Linked DNA regions of Mus musculus: region 1 is linked to region 2. A link is a loop called in an ENCODE intact Hi-C map of the cell type or tissue named here. Cell type or tissue: left cerebral cortex. All regions are shown on one strand.

Region 1 (8,000 bases), 690 kb before region 2:
CAGTTCTGACACTGAGATACTTAAAATCCATACAGAGAAGACAACTAAAACACTTGCATGTCCACCATCCAACATAAGTGTTAGAATTTCACTCCTGCCAGGCACCTTGGAGAAATACAGATGCAGATCTGTAGCTGGTGTACAATAAGAAAGTGCAATAAGAAAACAATACAAATGGAATTATTTTCACAATCAAACTGCTTATCATAGTTCATTCAAAGACAAAATGTAAAAGCATTTCACTTTTTTTTTTTCATGGTAACACTGCAATCGTCTTTTCAATTGAGCCCTGAAATACCCAAACTCACCCAAGGAAATTACTTAGTGACGCGACATAAAAACAGTGTACTTATTTTATTGAGGTGTTATTCCACTGGATGCTTATTTTCTAGTTTCCTTTTGAAGAATTAAATAAAAGGGACACACTGTTCAGCAAACAGATTTAGTGCACCAACCTAAGGCTTCGCATCACTGGGAAGATAGATACCCCTTGGTACACTGGGGCAGGTGGGTAAGACAGATTTCCAAGTAACATTTCAAAACTAAAACCTAAAACAAAAGAAAAACAAAAACTTAAACAAATCTACAGTTTTAAAATATTTACAAAGAAAAATGATAGGTGGAACCATTATTTAGAGGAGTTTTCTTTTTATTAGATTATTTAATTAGTCTACACAGCAATGAGCTTCAATATGGCATTTTAATATTTAGTCCTTTGTAGGAAGCCGCCCTCACATTCGCCGTTGCAAGATGGCGCTGACATCCTGTGTTCTAAGTGGTAAACAAATAATCTGCGCATGTGCCAAGGGTAGTTCTCCACCCCATGTGCTCTGCCTTCCCCATGACGACAACTCGGCCGATGGGCTGCAGCCAATCAGGGAGTAATACGTCCTAGGCGGAGAATAATTCTCCTTAAAAGGGACGGGGTTTCGCCATTCTCTCTCTTGCTCTTGCTCTGGCTCTTGCTTCTTGCTCCTGAAGATGTAAGCAATAAAGCTCTTGCGCTCTTGCGCTCTTGCGCTCTTGCCCTCCCTCTTGCTCTCTTGCTCTCTGGCTCCTGAAGATGTAAGCAATAAAGCTTTGCCGCAGAAGATTCCGGTTTGCTGCGTCTTTCCTGGCCGGTCGCGAGAACGGGTGTAAGAGTCCTTGTTTAGTCATCTCTCTCACCCCTCTTTGTATGCACCTACATTTATTTCCTGCTGATTCCCTTCCACACTCTCAAATGCCCTTCATGGGAATATTTCTTTCTTTTTAAAATGTATGTGCATATGTTTCTGCCTCCAATGGACTTACATGTACCACGTGTGGGCAGGAGCCTGTGGAGGTCAGAAAAGCATGTCAGATTCACTATAGAGTTGAAATTGCAGGCAGTTGTAAGGGGCACTGTGGGTGCTGGGAACCAAACCTGAGCCCTTCACAAGAGCAGTGAGTTGGCTCTTGGCCATAAAAAAGATTTTGTGTGTGTGTGTAATGTTAAGTGTACTCATAGAGTATTCTCATAATATTGAGAACTTGTCCTTTATGGCTAAAACCATACTTTTAGAGAAAATTCATAAGCTAAATTGGTAGTCAAGTTTTTTATCTGTAATGTTACCCACCAACATTACCAGGACCCAGAAGTTGAAGATTGTGAGTTCAAAGATAACTTCAGCTCAAATGAAAACATAAACTTATCAATAGGGGTGGTAGTTCTTGCTCCATAGAAGCCAGAGTCAAGATACAATCTATAAGTGATCCGTATATACATACAATTGGAAAATTTGCATGACATATTTTTTTTTTAAAATGAATAAAATGTACCGATAATTACTAGAAAAAATACTATATGACTTACAAATGTAACCACCAACCTCATTAATAAATAGAAAATTCACTCTTAGACATTAGTTTTCTAGTGTTGAAGCTCTAACCATATCAAATGCCATTGCTCTTATACAGAAAACTTAGCAAAGTATTTACCCAGTGAGGATAACATTTGAAGTGTAGCTTTACAATAATACCTAGTGGAAGTAAAAAAGGGAATGTCTTAAGACAGAGTGGCTCAACGTTTACATAGTGTATCAATGGTTTTACGGAGAACTATAGAAAAAAGAACATGAATAGTAATTATAGCCTCAGCATTTTTGATACTCTGCTGTGGAATGAATATGTGCAAATATATTATATATTCATAAATAAAAGTAAAGTTGTGTCTTTTTTTGGAAAATAGATGTAACCGGAGGCCCTCATATTAAGCTAAGGAAGCTGGATGGAGAAATATAAGTATTTCTTATTCTTGTGTTCTGTCACTTAAGGATCCAAAATTTTATAATACATGAAACTGTGTCCACATACACACGCACACGCACACACACATGCATGCACACAGTTGCACACTTGGCACACACACATGCATGCACACAGTTGCACACTTGGCATGGAAGCAGAAGTCCTGGAGAAGGAGAGTAACATGAGAGGTCGGAGAATCAGGGAGAAAGAGGAGGTTAAGAGAGTATAAAATTATATACTTGATAGAAATTGACCATATGAAACCCATCTGTGTTCACTGAATAAATACTGATAAAAAAATTTAAAAAAGAACATCCTGTTTAAATTAGGTTGTTTGAGAAATACATCATTTGAAATTAACCAACTCCATCAACAAACAAAATAAAGAAGTGAACCATGTAATCATTCCCATGGTGCTAAAAGGGGATGTTTTAAATGTCTAAGTGCTCATCCATAATAAAACATTAACATGCTAGATATATCAGTGTGATGAGTCACATATGAAACGCTCGTTATCGATCAAGAGAATAGCTATCCACTTTTTCAGCCTTTGTTGAAAAGATGTATACAGATACTAAACAGTGACAACATTTAGAAAACAAACAAACAAACAAACAAGCAAACAAACAAAAATAACCAAGGTCTCAGTGTGGAGAAAGGCTGGAAGTGAACTCATGACCCTCCCTCATCCTTCCAATGTAGCGATTCATCAGATATTCCCTCTTTGCTCACTGGTATGTAGAGCAGGGGCTCTCAATCTGTGGGTTGTGACCCCTTGGGTGTCACATAACATATCTTGTTTATTAGATTTATTATGATTCATAATAGCAACAAATATACAGATATGCAGTAGCAATGAAATCATTTCATGTCTGGGGCTCACCACAACTTGAAGAAGAGTATTAAAGAGCTGCAGCTTTTGGAAGATTGAGACACACGGCTCTATAGCAAAATTATAAGTATTGTGAATATACATTACAGACTGTTTATTGAAAATAGTGAGAAACTGGGTGTAAACTACATCATTTAGTTTTATATTGAGTGCATTTTGAAACAATATTTCACATGTAGGGTTAAATGAGACAATTTGTGCTAATTGACTTAGAAGGCTTCTCTACATTTTGGACTTACATGTGATGGATATATTGTTATGGGTTAGCAATCTATACAGAAGGGACCACTGTGTGATCTTCTATTATTTAGTTTTATTTTAATACTAATTTGTTAATATTTTCACATACAGATACCATGTATTGCCCTTATATACATCTTCAAGGCTTGTACATGGTTTTGTGTTCTGTATTGTTTAAGAATTTAAACAGTAGTCCAGGTTGGATCTTATACATTACATGACGGTCTCAGTGAGAACAAGATAAAAAATTCTGATCAAATGCATAGATGTTTCTAAAGAAAATTGTAAATAATATGATATAATATAGGAAAATACTTAGGGCTTTGTCCATTTTGCTGTCAAATGAGAAGTCTGTAAAATAGATTTCGGAGCTTGGGGACAAAGAGCAAATACTTCATTGAAAAATAAATCAATTTCTCCTTTCTCAGAGGAGAATGTAAGGAGACTATGGGTGTGGGGCTGTGTGAAGTGGGGGCCAGAAGGAGAGGTTTTTTATCTGGCTGTAAAGTGAACATATAAATTAACTAACTAACTAGATAGATAGATAGATAGATAGATAGATAGATAGATAGATAGATAGATAGGAAAAGAAAAGAGAAAGTAAGTCGAATTTCTTTCAAGATACCATTTAGGCACAGTAAATGCTTGTTTTTTCTTTTTTTTTAATTGGATATTTTATTTATTTACATTTCAAATGTTATCCCCATTCCCAATCCCACCGCCCAGAAACCCCTATGCCATCCCCCCTCCTCCTGCTTCTACAAGGGTGTGCCCCTAACCACCTACCCACTCCCACCTCCCCATCCTCACATTCTCCTACACTGGGGCATCGAGCCTTTAGGGAACCAAGGGCCTCTTCTCCCATTCCCTTTTCTAAATGATGCCATCATTTTAATCAGGTAAAACCCAAGAGCATTTTCTGCTTAGTCTCTTAGTGTGCCAGCATTTGCTTTATTTTCTAGAAGACTTCGCCTTTCCAAACTCAAGCTCTCTTTTCATAAAGCATTTGTTTTCCAAATACAGAGATTTTGAGACTCAAAACAGATTTTAAAGTTTTATTTGAGCATCCATCCTTGCGTGTTTTAATTGCTTAGAGGAGGTTTTCATTGCCCTTTCATAGAGCGTCAGAGCCCTGAATGATAATGTCCTGAACTTGTGACCACGAGAGCAGACTCAGCTATTTGGCAAATCTACTTAGGATCTGTTTTTACAACGCGGAACTTATTTCACACCACCTTTCGGTGCAGGTTTACATTGAAGCTTCCCTCCCCTTAGGCGTGAGTAGCAGTGTGTTATGACACTGGCTTCAATAAGCAGCTTTTTATGGAGTCTAATCATGTGCAAATGTGTTAAAATTGGTAGTTTTTAGCAAACAGCTATGGAACATATTACCGTAAGGCATTTGTTCATGGCGTGACAATGATTGGCGCTTGGCCACTTAAATGTTTTATTTAATAATGTGGGAATTTCCGTGTGTTTTCCTTTCATTATTTTTAACTTGAAAACAGAAACAGAAAGCCACTTCTTTAAAGTTAAAACTTTACCGCCTACAGTCTGTCAAAAGCAATAGAAGTATCTGGGTTTTGGAGCAGGGTTTTTGCAAGATGTTAATTTAATATACCAGCATATTTCATGCATGCTTTTTATATTTTATATGCTTGAAACTATCTCCACAGTGGCCACCCAGTCATGATAGACTTATTTTTGATATTGCATACTGAGAAGCAAAAATACCTTGTCCACAAAACTTGTATAAATATTGGAATCAGACTCTTCCACTCAATGCCATGCATAAGTGGTAGAGAAGCGTTGACAGACACGAGAAGACACAGCACTTTAACATCAGGCTTTGCTGTCCCACAAGGCTGTCCCACAACAATACTTTTCACTTCTGCCTCTGCCGATGATCTCATGGTGCTGGCTCCGTGAAATATGTAAGATGTTCTATAGATCTTCTCACTAAATGCATTTTAAAATAAACCCCGAAAATAACGCTGTGTTTTGAAGTCTGGAACTTTTCATCAGAATAAATAGTGTAACACTTTTCTGGCTGTCTACAGGGTAGAGCACTGTATATTTTAATGTATTCTGATGTCAGAGAATAAAAATATTTGTTGTTTCCAACATAGCTCACCAGCATTTTCTGTTACCCATAAACAGTTAACTCTCAGCCTGACTTCAAAGACCTTTCATGAGATTGAACACTTAGTAAATTTAGTATTTATTTTAACATTATCAAAAAGTAAAGAATGAATACAAAGTGCCAAGTCAAATTTTCACATGCAGTGAAGATTTGTTTTCAAATTCTTTGAGATGTCTATTTGAAAAGTTTTGTTCTTAGTGTACAGATTATATACGGAGTATGTTTGAGGGCATTTGCAAATTGATTAGAGAATTCAGGCCATTAGTTAAAAATGCATAAATTGAATAGAAAATATACAAAGAGGTGATTTGGATTCAAGAATTAAAAACTTAGAGGTCATGACCCAATTAAGTGTCTGTCTGTCTGTCTGTCTCTCTCTCTCTCTGTGTGTGTGTGTGTGAGAGAGAGAGAGAGAGAGAGAGAGAGAGAGAGAGAGAGTCTAGGGAACAAATATTAAAAGATGTACAAGATGTGTTGTGATTTTTAGCTTGAAGAACCTGAAGATATCTATAAATCCACATATATGTCAGTAGTTGATAGTTTGGTATACACCACTTAATATATCCATTAAGGCCAAGACCATCTAGTAATCCCTGTAGACAGGGGTGGCGTAGAGATGGAGGAATCTACACGATATTATAATCATCATGTAGTTGAAAATTAACAATACTAGAAAATGCAAAATTTTGTAGCTGGGTCAGCAGATGTATTTTGAATAAGGATTTAAACATGTATGGCCTTGGAAAATTTAAACCAGGCTTTGAAGAGGTCCTAAAATATTAGAAATATTTTACCTATGTTGAGAACTGCTACTAAATTTAATAAAATCCTAGACTTAGGTGTTGATGATGTTTCAAAATAGTTTTCTGGTACAAGGCCCCTGCCATATATAAAGCAGAAGATTGCCTGGTTTGGCCTCATTGGGAGACTTGAGGCCCCAGTGAGGGGGGGAGCCCTGGTGTTGGGGGTGTCATCCTCTCAGGGACAAGGAGAAGGAGGAATGTGGTGAGGAAGTGTGGGAGGGGAGGCTGGGAGGAGGGGCAACAGCTGGATTGTAATTAATTAATTAATTAATTAATTAATTCTCATACAATAAGTCATCCCATAAAACAATACATACACACTTTAGGAACATTTCATAATGTATAAGAAAAATACAAGAACATACATCAGAGACATCTTATCACACAGACTCAGCAATGGTAGTCTATAAAATGGTAGTCTATAAAATAAAAAAAATCTATATATATTAAAAGAAAATAATTTTATGTTATTTCTTTATAATATACTCCCATATTATAGATGTGTACATATACATACACATTTGTGTATATATTTATATGCACATATAATGTAATATATGTGTATAAGTCTGTATAGTAGGACTGATGAAGTTTGAAGTTTTAATGCACCCCCTATGCATTTGTTCTCAGGAATTCCCAACTGTTTATCAGAACAGTTTGAAAATGTTCTCCCTGGTGCAGGTGCTAGTAATTGAACCCATATTGTACAGCGTAAGCAGGTGGCTAGCTGTTATACCTCTTTAGGAGTCAGTTAATGCTCCTACGGAAGGAATGACTTCATTGTCTTTGGAATGCGTTTCTGGTAAAATGATGTTACTGTTATCGCTGCATGTATCTTTTCTTTACTTTTCAAAAAAAAAAAGAACATTTTAATTTCATAACCAACACATTTCTCTATGTTCCCTGTTATATCACATCTACCTCTACAACACAATCCATTATTGTTTTTAATATAACTTTTTCCCTATTTATTTATTTAACATCTGGTCACTGCTCCACTTTCTTCTGGTTCCCCCTCACAGAGTCCCTCCATTCCTTTCCTTCTCCTCTAAGTTGGTTGAATCCCTCCCGGAGTATCTCTCCACCTGGCATATCAAGTCTCTGCAGGGTTAGGTACTCCTTTACCACTGAGGCCAGACAAGACAACCAGTTAAGGAAAAACGATCCACAGACAGGCAACAGCTTTAGGGACAACCCCTGCTCCAGTTGTTGGGGCCCCACATGAGTACTGAGCTGCACATCTGCTACATATGTGCAGGAGACCTAGGTCCAGCCTGTGTATGTTTTTTGGTTAGTGATCCAGTCTCTGAGAGCCTCCATGGTTCCAGGTTAGTTCATTCTGTTGGTCTTCCTGCACAATCATTATCCCTTGTTCCTGGGCTCTCAATCTTTCCCCTACCTCTTGCATAAGACTCCAGAGTTCCATCCAGTGTTTGGCTGTGAACCTCTGCATCTGTTTCAGTAAACTTCCCGACTGTCCTGCTCTCAGAGGACAGTTATGCTAGGCTCCTGTCTGCAACCATAGTTGAGTATCATTAATAGTGTTAGGGGTTGTTGCTTGCCCTGGAGATGGGTCTCAAGTTAGACCAGTTATTGGTTGGCCATTCCTTCAGTCTCTGCTCCATTTTTGTCCTTCCCTGAGCTTCTTTTAGAC
Region 2 (8,000 bases):
CTGGAGAACCTCCGCCGTGTATGATTTGTGGCTCGCCGGGCTTGTTTCTCCAGATTCAGCGCAGTTGGCAAACAGATCTTACAGAGCCCCTGTTCCGTTCGCCCTCAATCGCAGACACTAGAACAGTCCTACCCGGCGTTGAAGTCGACTGGAAGCCAGGCATGGCTGGCAGTTAAAACGAGGCATCTTCCCTGAAATTTCGATGCCAACAGGGTAGGGAGAAATCCTCCAGCTGAGGATTAGCCCAGTCAAGATAAAGGGCCAGCTACAAAGTTTCAGCTACTGGAATAGATTAGCCCCTTCCCATCATTACCCATTGGAAAAAAAAGGAGATTCCATCTTAACCGGCGGTTAGTGACCTCTCAGGCCCAAGCGAATTACCTGAGAGCCAGGCCTAGATGCCAACCCGCACAATTACTTCGGATTATAAATCCTTTAAATTGATCATCAGTCAACTCCAATCTTGTACTGAGGGAGATGCATTTTAAACGGATGCGGAGAGGCCACTATTTTGCAACTGGTAACTAAGTAAAAACATGCGATTCCAAACCAGCGAAATACAGTCCTTTTATTCCAATTAAATCACCTTCCCTAAACAATTTAGAAATCAAACTATCCTAGGAGGCTGGGATATTTTTGTTTTTATTCTATTTTGTAGGACTACCGTATTTTTTTGAGGTAAATTAAAATGGGGAGAGAGTCTTTTACTATTATGAATTACAATAATATGCATTCATACATTCTAAACGATTTAACGAACAAGTAATTTGATTTTTAAGAGATCTCTGCATCCTTTTCAGACCATTAGTTACAATTAAAGATATTTTATTCTCATGCAGTATCATTTAGAGGAGACTCCACCTAAAACCAATAATTTCACAGAAACAAAGATTGTTACTGAAGTGAATTGAGGACTTGTTGTTGTTGTTGTTGTTGTTGTTGTTGTTGTTGTTTGGGGGGCGTTGAAAATGAGCACAGTATTCCAATAATCAAAGTTTAGTTTCAAAACAAAGTAGCTACTTCACTTATGGAATGTTTTGCTTTGCCTCAGCAAAACTACGCCTAAGTTACTGCCCTGCTTTGTCCTGTAAGCTGAGCACTGTAGCTCCAAAGCTCCAGAAGCACACATTCCACAGAGCTTTAAAGAAAGCTTGCTCATGGTGAAGCACGGGGCTGTGCTAAAGTGGTATCTTAATTTCCTTAAATGATTACCCACTGCAAATTAATTTGCTGGCTAATCACACCAATTTAGTTCATTTAAAACATATGGCCTCATGCTTTTTATTTTTCAGCTTTCCATGAATGGTTCTGCTGTGGGATAAGAAAGGAAATGAAAAGGGTGAAATGGGAAAGAATTTTTGTTTTTTTGTTTTTTGTTTTTTGTGTTTTCTTGGACTGATTAGAACTCGTAGCTTCTTCTACAATTCCATCCTTGTACTGCTTGGGCAGAAATCATTTTTGAAACAAACTGCTCTGTTTCTTAGGGCTTGCCTATCTGCCTGGCCGGAGTGGCACTGTGCATGCTAATTGCTGGATAGTGCTTCATTAACACAATATGGAATGGAAGCTGACCCAAACCAGATTGCTTGGTATATACATTCCAACCAGGATGGGAACTTTTGGCATGAGAATAACTTCTAATCAGGAAACGTCTCCTATCTAAAATGTTGAGATTAGCCATCAAAACCAGTGTTGTAATCTGGCAGTGAAATTTGTCTGTCACACGTTAGCCACCTTGATAGGACAAGTTTAAGTATCATCAGATAAGACTTGAAGGTCTCTCTTTAAAGAAAAAAATCTTCCTCAGTTAGTTAGACTGGACCCATTTATTAGGCCTGGTCGTTCTATGGAGCATAAAGTCTCAGGATTCACATTACTGCGAAATAAAATACATCTCAAAGTCACAAGGACGTGTAGCAAGGAGCTAAGGAACACGTCTTGATCTTTTCACTCCTTGGGCCGAAACCTACGGGGTCTTGAAGCGTTGCTTCTTACTGCTTTGATTGGTCTTCAGCACCAAAGCGTGGGGGGATGGGGGTGGGAGGAAATGTGTAGCAACTGACTTTACAGGTCAGGTCTTTCTCTTCTGTATATTTCAGTCCTTGAAAATAAATAAATAAATAAAACTATTTGCAGTAGCCATCTGCAATGTTGGGGCTACCGGCTAATAATGCAGCCAGTTCAGACATATAAAAAAAAAAAAGATTATCGAAATGATGATGCCATGCAAATTTCCCCCGAAATTATCATAAGTAAACATTTGGAGTCTGGACTAATAAAATCCCATCTGTGTTACTTCATATCGAGTTAGTAGAAAGCTGTGATAATGAATTTTGTAATATCTCCCGAACAGACATCTCAATCAGACACTAATCCTGTGATTTTACTGCAGAATCGCTAAATCTGGAGCCGCCAAACTGCTACTTCTGGGCCCACGGGTCCACAAGGATCGGCAGAATCCCTACCCGGGTCTCATTAGCTGGGGGAGGGGGGACCTGCTTGTGGCTCCCCAGTCTTGGATCCCCAGGCCACCACACCAGGCGGCCCCTCCTCCAGGCAGCACGACCTTGGCCAGAGTCCCCTGGAGCTTGGATTGCTCCAGAAGAGACTGAGGAGCGCGTGAAAATGCTCCTGAGGCCAAAACTCGGCCCACTGGCCTGGCAATGCCCGCTCTCACCTCCAGCCCTGGTCTCTAAGAGAAAAGGATCCTCCGATCGCAGGCATACCCTGTTAGCAAGAGTCAGGAGCCAAGATTCAGGGGGCCTGAGAATCCCTTCTTCCCTTTCTTGTCTTGAAAGCAACCATTCCATCTAGCCCTCCGCCACCCACCTCTCCCGGTTTGCCTGTGGCAAAGAAAAGGGGCCGCGTCAAAAGCTTGGCTGTCTGAGTTGCGGTTGGAAATTTGAAAAGGATCTAGCTTGCCTGGGACGGCAAAGGCCGAAACTGGAGGAGCAGCCTCCTCGGTGCTGTTTGGGCTTGGCGGCCCCTCCAGAAACGCTTGCCCGGGTCTCCTGTCTCGCTCCAGCCCGTCGTGTAACTCGGCTCTACGATCTTAAATCATACTTTAGGGTAAATAAATGGCTGGATGAGTATCTCCAGGGAAAAGTATGGCTAAATATGGAAACGCGGCTCCTGGTGGATGAGCGGCCCTAACTCAGCTCGCTCCTGGAGCACCCTTGGCCGAGAGTTCCCTCCCTTTCAGAATAACAGAAAAGCGGAGGGAAAGTTGCTTTGTGCGACCCGGCATGCTGTTTCTGGCCTTCTGCAAATGTTTGCTGAGCTCAAATTGACTGACACCGTATTGAATGGCGATCTTTCCAAAGAGAAGTCCATTCTCTCCACCCCCAAATCGTGTATCAGCTTAAGGTGGCTCCTCGGCCTAGGCGCCCTTGAACGTAGTCCCCGCAGCTTCTCCAGAAGCTTGTGGGTTCACTGGCCTCCTAACCTCTGGGCCCTTTCCCCTTCAACTGGGGACTTAATTCCTCCAGGTAAACATCTCGGTGGGAGTCCTGGATTTAGAGCCCGGAAGACGTTGCTGGACTCCGTGGGGCTCTCCGGCCCGAGAGGCGTGCCTGAATCCCCCAGCACCTAGCAGCACACTTCACACCTAGAGTCGATCCTGACCTCCGCGCAAGTAGCTAGCTGCCTTTGAGCCTCCAACTCCCTACAGCTGCCACTTCTCAAAGTCCCACTTCTCTTCTGTTTTGCAGATAACCGGGAATGGAGACCAATTGTCGCAAACTAGTGTCGGCCTGCGTGCAATTAGGTAAGAAGCTCACTTCTCCTGCCCGGGTCCCTAGAAGGGAGTCAGGCTGCGTCTTGAGAGAGAGGAGAAGGCTCCGGCTCGACAGCGAGGCCCCCAGCAACTGGAACTTTCTCCAGGGGGGGGTTAGGCGAAAAGGAAATCAAACTAGTACAGCCGTGGCCTTGCCCTTTCGGGGAGGTTTGGGCTCAGGCGAACTAGCAAGGACTGCTCTGACACTCCTCTAAGCTTCCCGTCGGGTGGCCCAGGGACAGATCACTGCCCTCACTGGGTTGCCAAGGGGCCGGAGGGCTGGGAGTGTGGTCTGTCCTTCCTCTAACGGGCTCTTTGCTCTCTGTCCCTCTTCCCCCTCCGTCCCGCCTCGCCCCCTAACCCTGGTCCGGGGCTCCTTCCCTCCGCCCTTTGGCATCCGCTGCCACCGCACGTGGGGCGGGCGCACTAACGGCCCAGGCGTGCAGCCGGCAGCCGTTGAATGTCTCTTCTCCAAAGACTCCGAAATCAAAAAGGTCGAGTTCACGGACTCTCCCAAGAGCCGGAAAGAGTCGGCCAGCAGCAAGCTGTTCCCGCGGCAGCACCCCGGCGCCAATGGTAAGGGGGGAGGGAAGCGCAGGCCGCGCGCCGGGCTCCTGCCTCCGGGACTCCGGGCTGCCGGTGAAGCACGGGCGGGCGAAGCTGCCAAAGCCGGTGTCCCCTGCTGCAGAACTTAGACTATTGGCCTCTGGGTAGAGCGCGAAGCAGCCGTCCCAGGGACTTTAATTCCTTTCCACAAATTATACTGCACTCCTGAGACCCAACACCTCTCCCTTTTCTCTCTCCCTGTGGTCTGATCCCCTGCGCACGCCCCAGCCTACTACGGCCGCTGCTTCTGGTGTGCAAAGTGGTCCAACAGCGACCTCTGTCGCTCTCCTGGTCCCACTGCACGTTGCACCATCAGGGCCCACCCGGTCCCTGAAGCTCACAGCCAAGCCTCGCCCAGGCGGCTGGGTGCAGTTTATCGCGCCAGGCGAACGCTGGAAAGTCGTGCTGAAGGCTCGCTTTGAAGGGTCTGGGTTTGGACCACAGCCCTAAAGAGCAGGAGACAGAACGATGCACAGCACATGAGGGCCGCAGCGATTGGGTGCTCCTGTTGAAGAGCCCCTGCTGCTGTGTTAGCTGTTAGGCCTTGGGCTTGAATAATGTAGTTTCTTCGTTGTTTGATTTCACCCTAGACCAGTCCATAGGCTTGTGCAAAAGGTGAAAATGTCTCTCACGCACAGCAAAGGCCCTGGAGAAATACAAACTCATCCTTAGATAATGTATGTGTGTGTATAAGAGATGGAGGGGCCTTCATTTGGAATAGGTGTAGAATTCTAATTTACATATTTTTTTCTAGTCTCCGGGTTTTCCCAGCTTCAAAATAAGTAAGTGCCGGACCTTAGGAGGTTGTTGACCTTTGATTGTGTGAGGAGATAAAACTCCCCACAGCCCTCGACCCCAACCCCTACACAAATATAATATTGCCAGAGGGGGTAATTTGGAACTGCAGTCAAGTAAATAAAAAGTATTACTAAGGAAAAAAAGACTTTCTGCGGGTATCTGAGCAGAAAGCAGCATTTGTTGAATCAAAAACGCTTAAAGCAACCTGCAGCTTTCCCATCCTGAGTCCTCCTGCTGGGTCAGTTAAATGCTCACTTGTCCGGGATTAACCCCAAGGGGTTAAATGGGGGCAATGCAGAGATAATGTCGGTTGATTTCTGTCATTAAGATTGTGTTAAATTCTTCTTCTGTTTGATAATCGGTCGTAAAAATAAATTATTAGACCGGAGAATGTTTGGGATATGGTTAAAAATCAAGAGTAGCGATGAATCCCAGGGAGAAGGCTTTGTGCAAGCCCGGCCTAGGCCCAGGGGTGGGGGTGGGGGGGCAGCCGCCGCCCAGCGGAGGGCAAGTTACATCCTGTGGCTTGTGACCCTAGAACTCGACCCCACCTCTAACCCTGATTTCGTTGACCCAAAGAATTGTTTCTGAGGCTAGGTGGCCTGCTTTGGGGCTAATAGACGCAGACCCCGTCAAGGAGTCTGCAGTGGGATGATGTCCTTGTAGGTAGGCAGGATGTGTCTGAGAGCCTACAGAGTTTAGTCCCCGCTGTCAAGTGTCCTGGCATTCGCTTTTAATAATAGGAGAAAGAAAGGAAAAAGAAAATGGTGGGGAGAGAGAGAGAGCGAATATGAATATGAATATGAATATGAAGAATTGTGGCGTTTACTTGAAGGACGGATTATTTTAAAGAGTGTATGAAAGGTTCTCCCCCTATATTGCCAAAAATGTCTGTTTTTCTATCTTTTGGACTTAAGTTTTAAAAAGCTGTCCAAATGTGTTTAATAGCATTCATTTTAAAAAGGCATGTAGTGGGACAAGATACTGAAAACCTTGGGTTTTAGCTGGTTTGTGGTGTGTGTGTGTGTGTGTGTGTGTGTGTGTGTGTGTGTGTACTGATAAATCAAAATGATGATGATGACGATGATGATGATGATGACGATGATGATAACAATAATAATAATAATAATAATAATAATAATAATAATAATAATAATAATATGCACCAGTAAGGTAAAACCTCTAATCACTGCGGGAAGATCACCAGAGTTAAGTACCTTTTGGAGATTACAGAAAATAATTTATAGACTATACAAACTTCTGACTTGAATTTAGTTTTTGTACTTTTAAGGTTTCCTATACTTTAAAAAATGCATGTTTTTAAATATCATGTAGTGAAAAAGATGAAGCCAGTACACTCCCGTGACGGCGCCCACCTCTTCTTCCTCAAATAGCCTCAGATGCAGACTCTCTAAGGGAGACTCCCCAGATCCGTATTCGGGCTAAGGCGGGCTCCATATACCACCACTAAGCTCAAAACTTGAAACTGGAGGCAGTGTAGGGGCTGAGAGAGTTAATCGAGCCTCCAGGCCTGGCACTTGGAGGGAGGCATTTTGGCCAGTCCTATAGAAAGGAGCAAAGTCCAGCTAAAGACTTCACGTATGGCTACGTTTTTAGGAACTCTCAAATGGTCTTGACCTTCAGGAAGAGAAGAGAGTGCAGAATGTTTGGGCGCCGTTGCTATAGAGTAGGGCATAAAGCCCACAGCACTGCCGGGCTTGGCCTCAAAGTCTGTCCGGTTTGCCCTGCGACAGGCGCCCAGTACTTCGCCCGCTTTCCCTACCCCCAGCCATGCCATTAATTTTTAAAAAGCTTTGAGAGACTGGCTGGGCTGAAAGTATTCTGATTGCCCCAAGTCCTAGATTTTCCCCGCCTCAGAAGAAAACTCCTAGGTCCCTCCCGACACTCTGGGTCCCTAAACATCCCTTCTCCCTCGGGGGTTGGGGGTCGCAGCTTAATCGCCTTCGGAGAACGCGAGTAAACTCTGGCCCTCGCTAAGGCCCTGTTTTCCTCTTGGGCTCCCATTCACTTAATCAGCAAATGTTGGCGAAACTCGAACGATGTGAACTCCTATTCTACCCACAAAAGCAAAACGATCTGGTTTCCATTATGAAGCCGCTTAAAGCGGAGGCCTTCTAACATTCAAACCTTCTGGAGCAAAAGGCAAAATGGTGGTGTCTGGAGGAGGGATCTGAGCCCTGAGGAAGAAGGTTGTGGGGGAAAGTGGAGCGATCTTGGATGTAACTGGAAGGCAAGGTGCAGGTGCTAGCTGGAGGAGATCTGAAGCTTGCAAAGGCAAAGAGACAGGAGAACTGGGTGGTGACAGTTATCTATTTTCTTTTCCCCACTGGACACCACCTCCGCCATTAAACCTGCAGTTTTCTTGGCAGAAGCCTCCTCTCTTCCTGTGGTTTCCAACCACCCCCACCCCAGTGGGAAATTGTACCAGATGTCCAGGTAGTCAGTCCCTGAAGGTCGGTGGCAAGCATTCTTTGCAGGTGGCGACTCTCCCAACCCGTTCCATTCTCACTCAAAGTTTCTTTAGGCTGCTTAGGCGGTTACTCCGCACAGACTGCTGTTAATATATGCAGCAGTTGTTAGAGCGACTCCGGGGAAAAGGAAATGTATAACGAAAGCTTATTCGTGAGCAGGAATATACTAATGGAACAATCTGATGTCTTCTTAATCCTATGTAAAAAGCTTTGTCGTCTTCCTAATATTGACTGAATGGGTAATTAATGGCTCTTCATCTAGGCGAATACCCTGTAATCCAAGATAGGCAAAAGACAACAGCCCAAGTTAGAAGACAAAAGGCACGGCT

The links. Hi-C counts contacts between places; a loop is a spot of excess contacts. Peaks named below come from ENCODE experiments on the same cell type or tissue, not always from the same donor. Only the 100,000 strongest peaks of a DNase experiment are listed, where the experiment ranks them.
Region 1: a loop joins it to region 2, with 2.0 times the contacts of the local background. A loop is called at or near these places in 2 of 42 quality-filtered maps.

The regions. Positions count from the first base shown.
Region 1 is chr3:128,507,285-128,515,284 of GRCm38, forward strand. No RefSeq gene overlaps it. Among named protein-coding and RNA genes, the nearest start is that of Gm52639, 140 kb to the left of the region's middle. In left cerebral cortex, no CTCF peak of the experiment used is centred here; DNase peaks (open chromatin) are centred at 4,889 and 5,079.
Region 2 is chr3:129,200,227-129,208,226 of GRCm38, forward strand. It overlaps Pitx2 (paired-like homeodomain transcription factor 2), which reads left to right. Exons shown (of 5, transcript NM_011098.4): 2 at 3,711-3,766; 3 at 4,214-4,351. The coding sequence starts at 3,721. Among named protein-coding and RNA genes, the nearest start is that of Pitx2, 4.3 kb to the left of the region's middle. In left cerebral cortex, a CTCF peak has its summit at 4,660; DNase peaks (open chromatin) are centred at 138 and 4,636.